2 separate regions of the Homo sapiens genome follow, and region 2 is linked to region 1. The links are chromatin loops, found by intact Hi-C in ENCODE. Cell type or tissue: prostate gland. All regions are shown on one strand.

What was found. Hi-C counts contacts between places; a loop is a spot of excess contacts. Peaks named below come from ENCODE experiments on the same cell type or tissue, not always from the same donor. Only the 100,000 strongest peaks of a DNase experiment are listed, where the experiment ranks them.
Region 2: a loop joins it to region 1, with 4 times the contacts of the local background. A loop is called at or near these places in 14 of 110 quality-filtered maps.

What each region holds. Positions count from the first base shown.
Region 1 is chr1:25,806,283-25,814,282 of GRCh38, forward strand. SELENON (selenoprotein N) reads left to right here. Exons shown (of 12, transcript NM_206926.2): 4 at 2,298-2,507; 5 at 2,744-2,868; 6 at 3,401-3,538; 7 at 5,172-5,253; 8 at 5,409-5,597; 9 at 6,405-6,510; 10 at 7,599-7,711; 11 at 7,795-7,896. Among named protein-coding and RNA genes, the nearest start is that of MTFR1L, 9.7 kb to the right of the region's middle. RefSeq lists an enhancer at 4,345-5,219. In prostate gland, a CTCF peak has its summit at 4,745 (motif pointing left); DNase peaks (open chromatin) are centred at 3,099 and 4,739; H3K27ac peaks cover 3,970 bases.
Region 2 is chr1:25,400,623-25,408,622 of GRCh38, forward strand. RHCE (Rh blood group CcEe antigens) reads right to left here. Exons shown (of 10, transcript NM_020485.8): 3 at 1,974-2,124. Among named protein-coding and RNA genes, the nearest start is that of RHCE, 16 kb to the right of the region's middle. In prostate gland, no CTCF peak of the experiment used is centred here; no DNase peak of the experiment used is centred here.

The DNA of each region.
Region 1 (8,000 bases):
GCCTTTGGCCTTCATTCTATGGTGGCTGAATATCGTGCAGATTTTAAATAAGACAGCTTTCTCATCAGACCTGGGCTCTCCAGGCCAGGGACGGGGCATGTGTAGAATGGGGAGAAGTGGGAGGCAAGAAGACCAGTTCTGGAGGGGAGACGGAGGAGATGGAGAGTAAGGGCAGCCTGGAGGATGCTGGGGAAGGAAGGGCAGGGAGCGGCTCCTCATGGACAGTGGGTGGGCAGGAGTTGGATGACTCAGGCTTCTGGCTGTGACCAGGGGCATGGTGGGCTGCTTGCCCAGATGGGGACTGTAGGCGGGGAGGGAGTAGGGGATAGAGAATGAGGTCAGTCTGCACATGTTGAAGTTGAGGTCCCCAGGGGATGTTGGATGTCTGCTGCCCAGCAGCAGCCCCTTGGCAGTGCCCAACTCTAGAGCCTGGCAGCCACATGGCAAAAGAAACTTGGGAATGACCTTGAGGCTGGCACCTGTGGCGGAATTGCCACCTGGCCCAGCCCAGGGAAGCAGTGCTGGGGAGCCCCTTTCTTTTTTTTTTTTTTTTTTTTGGGACGGAGTCTCGCTCTGTCGCCCAGGCTGGAGTGCAGTGGCGCGATCTCTGCTCACTGCAAGCTCCGCCTCCCGGGTTCAAGCTATTCTCCTGCTTCAGCCTCCCGAGTAGCTGGGACTACAGGTGCCCACCACCACACCCGGCTAATTTCTTTGTATTTTTAGTAGAGACGGGGTTTCACCATGTTGACCAGGATGGTTTCAATCTCCTGACCTCGTGATCCACCTGCCTCGGCCTCCCGAATTATAGGCGTACAGGGATTATAGGGATTACAGGTGTGAGCCACCATGCCCGGCCGGGAGCCCCTTTCTTAACCTCATCGCTGCAGGTTCAGGGAGGGACAGAAATTCCAAGGAGGAGCTCACAGGGAAGGGCATTGCCCGTTTTGGGTCCTGTTTACTTGCCGTCTCCCACTATAAGCTCCAAGAAGACAGGGTGCACAGTGTACCCTGATAGAAACTTCCTATACAGTAGGTGCATAAAACATTTTGTGGAATGAACAAATGAATAAACGTGTTCTTCTCAGCCAAGGAGACAGTGCAGCAGATAGGCAGGAGTCCAGGAAGTGGTCAAAACCGGTCTGACCTTCCACAAAAGGAGATGGGGAACCCATCTCCATGGATTTGGCAGTGATGGGCTGGTCTGAGCAGATAAGTCCGCACAGACAACAAGAACTGGGGTGAGGCAGGAGCAGCACCCCTAGCCCTGGCCCCCGAGCAGAGCCCCAGCAAGCCCAGCACCCATCGCTGGCAGGTCCCCTGCAGGGGGTGGCAAGCCTACAAGCAGGACCCAGGAAGGCGGGCTCGGCCTGGCCCGGCACAGCCAGCTCTGCCTTGAGAACCGCCTGTTAAATCTGTCTCTGTGGGAGCTCCCTGCCTGCTTTCCTCCTACCTCCCACCAAGCCTGAGCTCCTGCTGCCAGGGAGGTGGCGACAGAAGAGGGAATCTGCTGTTCCCCAAATGCTGGCCGACGTGTAGACAGCTCTGTGGTCTCTGAGCGTCCTCTCCGAGCCATCAGCTTGTCAGACAGAGGCGAGGCAGGTCACCGATGAGGACTCGGGCTTAGGGAAGGCCTTTTGCCCAGGGTGGGGCAGGCTGTACTTAAGGCAGGGCCCTTCTGGGGGTGGCCTTCCTTCCCCTTCCCTGTGGTCTCATCCTGCTCTTGACCCTAGAGATTTCACCTCAAACATGATTGGCCACCACCCTCATCGGACTTAGCTCCAAACCGAAACCCTGAGCTGGCCAGTGGGACATTAGTCCCTGGGAGGAGACTTGGAGAGGAGACTGGGGAGGGAGAGTAGGGCTGCTGGAGGGCCAGGGAAGCCAGGCAGGGTGGTGGCACCCAAGGCTGGCCCATGGGCTTATGCATAGGATGGAGGTGGGACTATGTGAGGCACAGAGCCCCACCATCCCCATTCCAACCTTGCCCTCGAGCGAGCTGCTCTGGCCTGGGCTGCGCCTGGGTGGGCTGTGCCTGGGTGGGCTGTGCCTGGGTGGGCTGTGCCTGGGTGGGCTGTGCCTGGGTGGGCTGCAGAGGCACTGCAGCAGGGAGAGGAGCCTCTCTCTGGCGGGATATTGCTAAGCTTGTGGCCATCATAAGGGCAGGAACCTCCCTGGGGTCCATCTGCTCCCTTGGTGTGGGCTGGCTCGGGGCTTGAGGGAGACCTCCACCCACATGGTACAGGAGACCCCGGAGTCAGGTTCTCAGATTCCTGGAGCTTTGCTTTCCCCCGCCCCAGGTCTCCCGCCTCGCCCTGTCCGGCCTCCGAAACTGGACAGCCGCCGCCTCACCAAGTGCAGTGTTTGCCACCCGCCACTTCCAGCCCTTCCTTCCCCCGCCAGGCCAGGAGCTGGGTGAGCCCTGGTGGATCATCCCCAGTGAGCTGAGCATGTTCACTGGCTACCTGTCCAACAACCGCTTCTATCCACCGCCGCCCAAGGGCAAGGAGGTGAGGACAGCTGGGGTGCGACGTGGGGCCCCTCCGCCCGAGCCCAGGAGTGGCCACCCCTCTGTCTGCGCCTGGACCCCAGTGCCAGGCCTGCTCCACCTGCTCTCCTGCCTTCCTCTGGACCTGCCCCCTCCCCATGGGGCCCCTGGGCCGTCGGGTCTGGGCTGACCCCCACCCCAGCGGATCCAGGCCCAGCGGGACCCAGCAAGCCAGTACGTGCCTCCCGCCGCCCCCAGGTCATCATCCACCGGCTCCTGAGCATGTTCCACCCTCGGCCCTTTGTGAAGACCCGCTTTGCCCCTCAGGGAGCTGTGGCCTGCCTGACTGCCATCAGCGACTTCTACTACACTGTGATGTTCCGGTGAGTGGGCCACACTGGCTGGCCTGGAGCACCGGGGAGGCATGACGGTACAGCGCCCAGAGGGGAGGGCCCAGCTTGAGCCCCCCAGCTCCACCTCTCCTCCCACTGCCGTCTTGGGCAAGCAGCTTTGGCTCTCTGAGCCTCAGTTTTCTCACCTGTGGATCCGGGTGCTGATGACTTCCTCGTAAGGCACGTGAGGGTTCAGAAAGAAAAGTTGTGGAACTTGCTTGGCACGGGGCTGGTAGCCATGGTTGTGCCATCCACACAGAAGTGGGAAGGACACCCAGTCACACATGCCCTCCAGAAGCTGTGAAGGCTGGGGGAGGGGGTCCAGGCAGGGCTTCCAGAGGAGGGGCATGTGACCCGGGCCTCGAAGGATGAGCAGCATTTGGAGAGCCTCGCTGCTGCCCACTGGCCCATCCACCTCCACCCCCACACTCAGCCTCCTCTCCCTGATGATTCTGGCCAAGGCTTCCCGGGCTCCTGGGGAGAAGGTGGGCAGCTCTGGTGCAGCAGATCCCCTTCCCCACAGGATCCATGCCGAGTTCCAGCTCAGTGAGCCGCCCGACTTCCCCTTTTGGTTCTCCCCTGCTCAGTTCACCGGCCACATCATCCTCTCCAAAGACGCCACCCACGTCCGCGACTTCCGGCTCTTCGTGCCCAACCACAGGTGGGAGCTTGACCCTGGCCCAGCCTTGGCTCCCTCCTACAGCTTGTCCTGCTCCCCAGCTCCAGGAGCCTAGGGGCCTCTTCTGTCTCTGCCCCTTCCTTTGCTCCCCAGAGCCCATCTCATGGGGCTGACGTGGCAGGAGGCGGCATGAGGCAGGCAAGAGAATGAGCTGATCACCCACCAGCTCTTCCCAGGCACCCGTGGCCTGGCCCTCCACCTCTGTGCCTGGGACCCAGTGCAGCAGTCCGCAGACCCTTCCTGAAGCTGGGCCTCCCCGCCCTCATACTGCTGACAGGCCCCAGGCAGAGCTGTAACCGCAGCCTGTGCACGCCACCAAGAGGAAGGCCAGCAGCTAGGCAGGGACCCAGCTGTGGGGTCCAGGAAGGCTTCCCAGAAGAAAAAGGTCATCTCAGCAGAGATCAGGGCTCTGAGGGTTTTGCTGGGCAGAGGAACAGCACATCCAAAGGCCAAGGGCAGGCCCTCCACTGCTGCAGAGCCCCAGAGGGGCTTCCGGGACGGTGCTACACCAGCCACCTGCTTGCCTCACCTCCTCAGGGCTGGCCACCTGTCAGCAGAGTAGAGGACCCCGGAGGCCCTGGCTTCAAGTTTGTCCAGATTCCTAACTGATAGCAAGTGGCCACCGAGTGGGCCTGAGTGACCGCTCTACAGGGATGAGACCTGGCTGGGAGCCAGGAGGTCTGCAGTTAAGTCTCTGCTGTGGAACCCATTGGCTGTGTGGCTGTGGGCAAGGCCCTGGCCCTCTGTAGGCCTGTTTCCTCATCTGCCGGATGGGAGACTGACTCCTGGCCTACTTCACCCACAGGGCAGGCGTGAGAGGATGGTCGGGATAACATGGGAAGAGAAAATTGCCCCTAGGAGTGGGGGTGGCTTCCCTCCCTCCCCAGAGTGGGAAGGGCAGGGGCTTCCCGGTCAAAGGGAAAAGGAAGAGGAGGGCACAAGCCCTCCATCTGCTCACCTAGGGCTGGGCACACCTGCCTCCATCGCAGGGTTGTTGAGGAGGGGGCCTGGACTGTATGGGACAGGAGGAGAGAGGCAGTGGCCAGCTCCAGGACCAGCTGTTCCTGGGCTCATGTCTGAGGACCAGGCACCAGGGACTGCTGACCCCCGGGGGTTACCTAGCTCTGCCCTCTGTGCCCCCTGCTGCGGAGGTGGTGGTTTGCCAGTGCTGGGGCTCCCTCGTGCGGCGGATCTGCAGATTGCACTGCTCGGCTCAGATTTCCTGCTGCCCGCCAGAGGCCTGTGCAGGGACCACGGTGCTCGTTTTCATTCCTGCCCCACCCTGTGACCCGCCTTGAGGCACTGGCCATCTCTCTGCTTCAAAGGGTCCTGGAGAGTACACGGGCCATGGCTGTGCAGGCCCTTTGTGAATTGCGAGGGGCAGGGCTGGCGGATGGTGAAGTGGCTCCAGTGCCTTAGGAAGGGGCAGCCTGGTGGGGAAGAGGGCCAGGGCTCTGCAGCCAGAATCCCAGTGGCTCTGAGAGCAGGTGTTCACCTTGAGAAACCTCAGTGTCCTCATCTGGAAAGTGGAGACAGTTGCAGGTATTATGTGAGATAAAGTGTGACACAGATAATGGGCTTTGATGATGGTGTCACTCTGCCCTGGCCATCCCAGGTCTCTGAATGTGGACATGGAGTGGCTTTACGGGGCCAGTGAAAGCAGCAACATGGAGGTGGACATCGGCTACATACCCCAGGTGAGCGCACAGGAGGCTCCCATCCAGGTGGGCTCGGCTGCAGGGCCCCGCCCTCCCTCTGCAATGAGTGGAGCATTTTGGAGGGTCTCTAGGGGAGCCCCTGAGGATTCTTGCCCATCTCTGAGCCTTCCCCCTACCACTGACCTCTGGCCCAGATGGAGCTGGAGGCCACGGGCCCCTCTGTGCCCTCCGTGATCCTGGATGAGGATGGCAGCATGATCGACAGCCACCTGCCTTCAGGGGAGCCCCTGCAGTTTGTGTTTGAGGAGATCAAGTGGCAGCAGGAGCTGAGCTGGGAGGAGGCTGCCCGGCGCCTGGAGGTGGCCATGTACCCCTTCAAGAAGGTGAGGCTGGGCAGGGGTGAAGGCCAGGGTCAGGCTGCATGGGCAGAGGCTGGGAGCTGTGGAGCAGCAGCTGGGCACAGACGCTGGTATGTGTGCAGGGCTTGCTACTGAGGCTGTCTCACTGTTGGGCCCAGCTGTGCCAGCGGGGCCTCCCCGCTGCCATTCAGAACTTGGAGGAAGAGGCCAGGTGCAATGGCTCATGCCTATAATCCAAAACTTTGGGAGGCTGAGGCAGAGAATCACTTGTGGCCAGGAGTTCAAGAGCAATCTGGGCAACATAGCGAGACCCCATATCTACAAAAGAATTTTTTTAATTACCTGGGGGTGGTGGTAGCACGCACCTGTAGTACCAAAGCTTTGGGGAGGCTGAGGCAGGAGGACTGTTTGAGCCCAGGAGTTCAAGGCTGCAATGAGCTATGATTGCGCCACTGCACTCCAGCCTGGGCAACAGAGTGAGACTCCATCTCAAAATAAAAAATAAATGAAAATAATAATAATAAATAGAACTTGGAGGAGACATCCATCCCCTGGCTTAGTAGCACCCACTTCACACACATACAAACACACACACTAACATATATATACACACACACATACACACATATACAAACATACACAAACATATATACACATACAAATGTACATATACACAGACATACACACAAATATATATGCCTACACACAAACACACACACACACACACACACACACACACACACACACACACTTGCACACACTACAGACTCAGCCCGAGTGGGACCCTGGCCGCTTTGATGATGGCTTCGCTCTGTCTCGGTGTGGCCCCAGGTCTCCTACTTGCCGTTCACTGAGGCCTTCGACCGAGCCAAGGCTGAGAACAAGCTGGTGCACTCAATCCTGCTGTGGGGGGCCCTGGATGACCAGTCCTGCTGAGGTGAGGGGCCCGGCTGGATCTAAGGGGAGCAGTGGGAAAGTCCACACCTTGTGGGGTACCAGAGGCTCTGAGACCAATGGGACTCTTCTGTTGAGTTGTGAGGGCCTCAGGGACTGCCCATGGTAGGGGCGTGGGGTGAGGGCTTGGGGGTTTCTGTGCTGAGCCCAGAGGGAGCTACCAGATGCTGAAGAAAGGGCCCTGGCAGACTGGGTTCAAACTCAGCCATTGTCAGCTTGGTAACCTTGACCAAGTGTCTTCCCCTCTGTGAGCCTCAGTTTTCTCAATAGTAAGAGGGGATAACACACTTACCTCTCATAGCTGTGGACATGGAGGTGAAAGTGCCGCATACACTGTAAAGTGTTATATACGTGTAAGAGAAAAAATCGGGCCAGAGGCTGGGCTTGTGTTAATTGATTCAGGAAATTCACCAGAGGCCCCCTAGATGCAACGTCCTTTGGGTGTCTGGCAGTGGGCACAAAGATGAACAAAACAGTGCCCCACCCTCACCCCGTCAACCGTCAGTGCAGCAGTGGGCTGGGTGCTTGCGTCCCACAGTGAGGAAGGCAGAAGGGGTCCCTGCCCTCAAAGGGGGAGACACAGTGCAAAGGCAGACACCAAATGAGTCAGTACAAGCACGGTGAGTGTTCTACAGGGGACAGTCCAGAGTGGCACCAGAGTGTATAACTGGGGGTCAGGGAAGGCTTTGTGAAGACAGTGATATTTACGCTGAGACTTTGAAGGATGAGTAGGAGTTTCTCAAGTGACCGGATGGAGTGTTCCAGGTAGAGGAACAGCCTGTGTGAAGGCCCTGGGACACAGAGCGTTCATTGGATTTAAGAAGCTGTCACTGTCTGCAAGTCCCCAGGGCCAGGTAGAACCCCTAACCCTAATCTCAGCCCAGGATGCTGGTATATTATTGATGTTAATTCCAACTATCATTTATTCAGCACCTACTCTACCTCAGGCTCTTTGAATCTGTTATTTCACTTGGGTGCAGAGACTGTCCTGCAGCCCGTGAGGTCTCCCCAAAGCAAGATTGCACCCCAGCAAGATGTGGGGGCGCCTCACCCTTCTGTCTTCCTGAACAGGTTCAGGGCGGACTCTCCGGGAGACTGTCCTGGAAAGTTCGCCCATCCTCACCCTGCTCAACGAGAGCTTCATCAGCACCTGGTCCCTGGTGAAGGAGCTGGAGGAACTGCAGGTGAGCGGGCAGGTGGCAGGAACAGGAGCGTCCGGAACAGTGGTGGGGGCCGCGGCATCAGGAGTGTGCAACTGTCCCCACAGAACAACCAGGAGAACTCGTCCCACCAGAAGCTGGCTGGCCTGCACCTGGAGAAGTACAGCTTCCCCGTGGAGATGATGATCTGCCTGCCCAATGGCACCGTGGTAGGCACCCCCACTCAGACCCCACAGGGCCCAGGCACCTCGGGGCCCCGGGAGCAACCAGCAGGAGGCGTGGATGTGCAGACTTCATCAGGCTTCGGGACTGT
Region 2 (8,000 bases), 410 kb before region 1:
TCCCTAGCCCTAACCTTTCCACTAAGCTTCAGACTTGTACATCTCCATTCAGTGTCTCCACTGGGATGTTTCATACACATCTCTACCCGCCCCAACCTTAACCCTAACGCTACCACATTCGACACTGAACTCTGGGTTTTCCCTCCCAGATCTATCCCACCCCAATGTTCCCCATCTCAGTAAATGGCACCAGCAGCTGCTGAGTTGTGCCAGATGAGAACCTTGAAGTCATCTTGACCCTCTCCCACCCCACGTGCAGTCTATCAGCAAATCCTGTCAATTCTGCTATTAAAATATAGTCAGGATCCAATCACTTCCCACCACCCTCACAGCTATTGTCCTAGTCTGAGTCTGGATGATGGCCATCACTGCTGCTCTGGTCTCCACCTGCTTCCTCTCTTGCCCCTTCAGTCTTTTCTGAACCCAGAAGCCAGAGTATCTTAAAACATAAGTCAGATCATAGCTCTCCTCTGCCCAACACTCCCTAGTTCTCCCTGTATTTCTCAGAGTAAATCCAAAGTCCTTTGGGATACTGAGGCACAGTAAAGGGGCTTCATGCTTTTTTTTGTAAACGTGCATCATTTCATGTGATTAATTCAATTACTCCCTCAAAACCCTATGTGGTAGTACTGCTACCCTCATATTACAGACGAAGAAACTAAAGCTCTAAGAGGTTAAATTGCCCAGAGTCACACAGGGATTTATGGCAGAGCTGGGATGCACACCCCAGCCTTTGACTCCAAGTCCAGTGCACTTTCTTCTAAGCCAGGCTGGAACTGTGGGTTCTCGCTTGGGTTCTGCCACTATCTTGCTATGTGATCTTGGGCAGTCCCTTCCCCTCTCCAGGCATCAGCCTTCTCACCTATGAGATGGGAAGGTTGGCTATGTCCTCACTCAGGGTCAGGGTTACAGCAGAGGAGCTGGGAGAGCCATTTGGATTGGCCTTACCTTCACAGCTGCCTTCAAACTTAGACTTTCGACAGGCTCTCCCAATGAGAGGACATGTGCAGTTACTGACACGCACTGACTGAAAGAAGATGCTGGCTGTACAAACTTGCTGGACCCACTGCTGGTGAGGCTCTGAGAATTAATTACTTTTATACAACCATAATTACATCATGAATAGCACAATCCTACAGGATTATACTGTAGTAGTTAAAGGCACTGGTTTGTTGTGTTTAAACATTTGCACAGACCACACTTTTGTAACCTCATTTGGGTATCTATCTATCTATCAATCTTTTCTTTTCTTTTTTCTTTTTTTTTTATTGGAGATGAAGTCTTGCTCTTGTCCCCCAGGCTGCAGTGCAATGGCGCGATCTCAGTTCACTGCAACCTCCACCCTCCGGGTTCAAGCGATTCTCTTGCCTCAGCCTCCTGAGTAGCTGGGATTACAGGCACCTGCCACCATGCGCAGCTAAATTTTGTATTTTTAGTAGAGATGAGGTTCCCCCATGTTGACCAGGCTGGTCTTGAACTCCTGACCTCAGGTGATCTGCCCTCCTTGGCCTCCCAAAGTGCTGGGATTACAGGTGTGAGCCACTGTACCCAGCCTGTCTGTCTGTCTGTCTGTCTGTCTGTCTGTCTATCTATCTATCTATCTATCTATCTATCTATCTATCCACCTACCTATTTATTTAGAGATGAGGTCTTGCTATATTGCCCAGGTTCATCTCTAACTCCTGGGCTCAAGCAATCCTTCCAACTCACACCTCAGCCTCCTGAGTAACTGACACTACAGGTGCATGCCACCACAACTGGATAATTTAGAAAAAATTACTTTTTAGAGATGAGGATCTTGCTATGATGCCCAGGCGGGTCTCAAACTCCTGGCCTCAAGTGATCTTCCCTCCTCAACCTCCCAAGTAGCTGGGATTACAGGTTGTCTTTATTTTTCAAAACCCCGGAAGCCCCACCAAATGGAGCTTTTGGCCCTTTTCTCCCAGGTCCCTCCTCCCAGCACCATGACTCACGTTGAAGATATTACTGATGACCATCCTCAGGGTGCCTAAAGCTGTCACCTCCACCAGCACCATCACCACCAACTGCGCCAAGTTGACCTTCCCCAAGACAGCACCCGCTGAGATCAGCACCGACATAGCACTCATGGTGGCCAGCCGAATACTGGGGGTGAGAAGGAGAGCCAGGATGACTGAGAAGGAAGGATGCCTCTCACTCATTCATTCATTCATTCATTCATTCAACAAACACTGTTGGGCACCTTACTTTCTGTGGAAATAGAAGACAAGATTTCTACCCACCTGGGCGCTGATGCTGCAGAGTGGAGTGACCATCTCTTCTCCCGTTAAGGTGGCCTCTGCACCCTGAGCCATGTGGTCTGGCAGATGACTTAACCACTCTGTGCCTCAGTGCCTTCATCTATGAGGCATTGATCTACACACACTCATCTGACTGAGGGTGATCGGGGTGACTGTTCCCTCAGGGGATCTGATAACTGGGATTCTGCCCAGTCTTCTTTTCTGCTGCCATCATTCGGATGCTCAACAGAGGGCACTCTTCCCCCGCAGGCCTGCCCACATCCAGTCACCCCATCCTCATCTGGGGCCACTGTCCCTTCTCTCCCTCTCCGTGGCAGTGGAAAGAAACTGGATTTGGAATCAGGACAAGCCCGGCTTCCAGTCCCAGCCTTGCCACTGGAGTGGCTATTTCATCTCACTGAGCCTATTTCTCCTTCTGCAAATTAAGAATGATGATCAAACGTATCCCATGTTGGTGTCCTGGGGATGTGAAGGAGTATTCTTCCTATCGGTGTGTCTAGCACCAAGACTGGCACAAAGAACCAACTCCTGAAAAGACACTAGCCTTATTAACACTATTACGATTCCTTCCTTCCCTTGACCAATGAGCATGCTCAGGAGGAGAAAATTATTTTGGTCTTGAAGGTTCTTATGATCCAAAAAAAAAAAAAATGTACTTATGATCTAGACAGGCTACATACACCATGAGCCTGTCAACTAAGAATATCTGTGATATCACAAGGCTAGTGGGGTTCATTGGAAGGAGAGGGTGATGCTGACTGGACTTATCAGGGAGGACTTCCTGGAGGAAGTGGTACTGAGCTGGACAATCCATGGACATCCAGTCTCCCCTGAGCAGCTTGCTCTGAGACTCCCTCCTCCCTCTGGGAGTTAATGATGATGATGCTACAACCACAGCAACAGTGATGATAATGATTTATTATAAGAGCATTTTGTAAAACAGGCTTGTAACAGCATCACCTCTTTTAAATTTTAACCCTATAAGGCTGGGCGCAGTGGCTCATGCCTGTACTCCCAGCACTTTGGGAGGCCAAGGCAGGTGGATCACTTGAGGCCAGGGGTTCAAGAGTGGCCTGGCCAACATGGTGAAACTCTGTCTCAACTAAAAATACAAAAATTACCCGGGCATGGTGGTGCATGCTTGTAATCCCAGCCACTCTCGAGGCTGAGGCATGGCAGTCGCTTGAACCCGGGAGGCAGAGGTTGCAGTCAGCCGAGATTGCACCACTGCACTCCAGCCTGGGCGACAGAGTAAGACTCTGTCTCACAAAAAAAAAAAAAAAAAAAAATTCACTCTCTGTAAAATCGTGCTAGCTCACCGTTCAGTATCCCCATTTTACAGAGGGTCACGTAGAGGATTAAAATGGACTTTTTGGAAACAGTCATGCCAGCTGATCACAAATGTGAGGTTCAAATCCAGCTGGCCTAGATCCAAAGCCTGTGCTCTGAAGTCTGGACTCAGCTTCCCCAGTGTTTGCTGCAGACTATGCCCGCTTAAGCCTCAAGGACTTTAGGGGAAGGTCATAAAAGGGCAAGGGCATGGGGAAGGAGTCTTACAGGGACCAGGAATTTAGAATAAGGGGTTATTCAATGTTCCATCGTGCCTGGACAGGTTATTCCTTTTAAGTGGGTGTTCATTTCATTGACAAAGGCTTAACTCAGGAGCGTGTGTGCCGGCGGCGGTATTTCATTCCTCAAGGGCCAGTTTGTGCTGAGGAGGTGCTAAGACAGTGATGTGCAGTGGTTAGGAGCGTGCTCTCAGGTCTAGGCTGCCTGGGCTGGAATCTTGACTCAGACACTTTCTGGCTGTGTGATCCTGGGCAACTTATTTAATCACTCTGTGCCTTGGTGCCTCCATTTATAAGGTGGACCCAATGCCTCTGGAGCCACGGTAAGGGCAAAGTGAGTTGATATACGTCAAGCACAATAAAGGAGTTGGTTATTGCTATTATCTTCTAGGGAGAGTCCTGCAGATTTCAAAATACATTAAAAATATCACACTTTTAAGGCCAGGAATGGTGGCTCACACCTGTAATCTTAGCACTTTGGGAGGCTGAGGTGGGAGGATTGCTTAAGGCCTGGAGTTTGAGACCAGCCTGGGCAACATAGTGAGACTCCATCTCTACAAAAAGCAAAAAAAAAAAAAAAAAAGCTAGGCGTGGTGGTGTGTGCCTGTGGTCTCAGCTACTCAGGAGGCTGTAATTCCAGTACTTTTCGGAGCCGAGGTGGGCAGATCACTTGAGCCCAGGAGTTTGAGACCAGCCTGAGCAACACAGTGAGGTCCTGTCTCTGCAGAAGACAGAAAAATCAGCTAGGCGTGGTGGTGTGCACCCATAGTCCCAGCTACTTAGGAGGCTGAGGCAGGAGGATCACCTGAACCCAGTGAGGCTGAGGCTGAGTGAGCCATGAACATGCCACTTCACTCCAGCCTGGACAACAGAGTGAGACCCTGTCTCAAACACAGTTTTAGGCCGGGCACAGTGGCTCACGCCTGTAATCCCAGTACTTTGGGAGGCCTAGGCGGGTGGATCACTTGAGGTCAGGAGTTCGAGACCAACCTGACCCACCTGGTGAAACCCCGTCTCTACTAAAAACACAAAAATTAGCCGGGCATGGTAGCAGGCGTCTGTAAAAAAATTTAACTCAGGAGGCTGAGGTGGGAGGATCACTTGAGCCCAGGAGGCAGAGGCTGCAGTGAGCTATGATTGTACCACTGCACTCCAGACTGGGCAACAGAGCAAGACCCTGTCTCTAAAAAAATAATAAATAAAAATTTAAAACATCCCACTTCAGGGTTCCATTTATTTTCATTTTTGTTCCAATAGCCATTTGCTAAGTTATCAGTATGTGAGGAAAACAAACAACAACGTTGAATAAGATAGGCCCCTCCCCTGAAGGGACTCAAAACAGAACCAAATCAGTCCCAAGTCAAGTGGCACAAGCTGGAGTGTTGCCAAGGGAGAGTACCCCGTCCCCAGGGGCAGGCCTGGGCACCACCCATCAGCACAGCCCTGACGGGAACCGGTCAGGAAGGAGCCAGTTTCAGCAGGGGTCACCCCTAGGGGGATCCAAGCAGTCAGGGGTGGAGCAAGGGAGTTCACTCAGGCTGCGAGTGACTTCTCTCCCTTCTCATCTTCCTGGATTGAGTCAAGAATGAACAGGTCCCTGTGGACATCAGATGAAGGGAGCAGCCCTAGACTGTGGGGCAGGAGGCTGAAGGCTGGTGTGACCTTAAGCTAAGGCAGCAACACCAAACCAGGGCCACCACCATTTGAATTCCCCCCAGGGTGCCCTTTGTCACTTTCCAGGTGGATGCAGTGTGTGTATGCGGGCGTGCGTGCGTGCGTGCGTGTGTGTGTGTGTGTGTGTGTGTGTATTGAATCCCGGTGGGAATTAACTCTAAGATGGTTTTTGTTTTGTTTTGTTTTTGAGACGGAGCCTCACTCTGTCGCCCAGGCTACAGTGCAATGGCGCGATCTCGGCTCACTATAGCCTCCGCCTCCCGGGTTCAAGTGATTCGCCTGCCTCAGCCTCCCAAGTAGCTGGGATTACAGGTGCCTGCCACAATGCCCAGCTAATTTTTGTGTTTTTAGTAGAGACAGGATTTCACCATGTTGCTCAGGTCGGTCTCGAACTCCTGACCTCAGGTAATCCATCTGTCTAGGCCTCCTAAAGTACTAGGATTACAGGCATGAACCACCGCGCCTGGCCTAAAACTGTTGTTTTTGGTTTTTTTTTTTTTGAGACAGAGTCTCGCTCTGTCGCCCAGGCTAGAGTGCAGTGGCACGATCTCGGCTCACTGCAAACTCCGCCTCCAAGGTTCACGCCATTCTCCTGCCTCAGCCTCCCGAGTGGCTGGGACTACAGGCGCCCGCCACCACGCCCAGCTAATTTTTTGTATGTTTAGTCGAGACAGGGTTTCTCCGAGTTAGCCAGGATGGTCTCCATCTCCTGACCTCATGATCTGCCCACCCCCACCTCCCAAAGTGCTGGGATTACAGGCATGAGCCACCGCGCCCGGCCCCTAAAACTGTTTTTTGAGACAGGGTCTCACTCTGTTGTCCAGGCTGGAGTAAAGTGGCACGATCATGGCTCACTCAGCCTCAGCCTCACTGGGTTCAGGTGATCCTCCTGCCTCAGCCTCCCAAGTAGCTGGGACTGTGGGTGCACACCACCACGCCTAGCTGATTTTTCTATTTTCTGCAGAGACAGGGTCTCACTGCGTTGCTCAGGCTGGTCTCAAACTCCTGGGCTCAAGTGATCTGCCCACCTCAGCTCCCAAAAGTACTGGGATTACAGGCGTGAACCACCATGCCCAGCCTCTAAACCTTTTAAAAAAGAAAAATACATACAGTTTTTTTCCTCTAGGGCCAGTCAGGAGCTGGCTAGACTGTGTTTCATGTTCTGACCACTCTGGAGCATGTGGAAAAGGTTATAAAAAAAAGTTAGAGCCATCTCCACCACTTAGCTGTGTGGCCCTAGGCAAGTGCCTTGCCCTCTCTGAGCTTCCACTTCCTTACCTGTATACCAGGTTAGATCCCTACCTGGAAGAGTTAAACAAAATAATATTTGTGGAGTGCTCAGCACAGTTCCTGGCTCATAGAGAAATGTTTAACAGCAGTGCCCAGAGGTTTAGCAGGGTCTTAGAAGGGGAGGCTGGAATGGCCTTGAGAGGCCTTGAGAGGTCCCTAAGATGCCTAGGATGACGTTTACCATCATCTGGGGAGCTGAGAGATTCAGAGGTTTGAACAAAACAAAACAATGTTTCAGGAAAAAATTTAGCCTAGTTCCTTCTATTAAGTGCCAATGCCCTTTTAAAATGTGTATAGCTTGATGTGTAATCATCACCCAGGTGAACACAGAGAACATTTTCTGCACCCCATGGGGCTATTTTGTGTTCCTTCCTAATCAATATCCACCTCCTGCCCAGGTAACCACTATTCTGACTTCTGGCACCATACATTAGTTGTGATGGTTCTTAGCATTTCACACAAAGGCATCTAAACAAAGCACAGGTAATTTAATGAAAATAAAGGCATGGCTATTTCTTGTCTAGTAGCTTTAGGGGGCTGAAAGTCCTTTCTTTTCAAGAGAATGTCTCTCAGGCTGGACGCGGTGGCTCATGCCTGTAATCCCAGCACTTTGGGAGGCCGAGGCAGGCCGGTCACCTGAGGTCAGGAGTTTGAGACTAGCCTGACCAACACAGAGAAACCCTATCTCTACTAAAAATACAAAATCAGCCAGGTGTGGTGGCACATGCCTATAATCCCAGCTACTCAGGAGGCTGAGGCAGGAGAATCGCTTGAACCCAGAAGGCTGAGGTTGTGGTGTGCCGAGATAGCGCCATTGCACTCCAGCCTGGGCAACAAAAGCGAAACTCCGTCTCAAAAAAGAAAAAAAAAAAATAGAATGTCTCTCTAGGTGTGGCATGTCTATTTCTCTCTGTCTAACGTGTTTCCTTCTTACGTTTTCCATAAACTTATACTGATTATGTAACTTTACAAAATCATAATCGACAATAACAGGAAAGAAAGGATGCAGGAGGAATGTAGGCCTGGATTCCTTGTGATACACAGAGTAGGGCTGTCCAGTAAAATACAGGATGCCCAGTTAAATTTGAATTTTAAACAATGAATAATCTTTTAGCATAAGGATGTCCTAAATATTGCACAGCACTGGTGCTAGACAGAGAGGGGGCAATATCCCAGATCTTCTGGAACC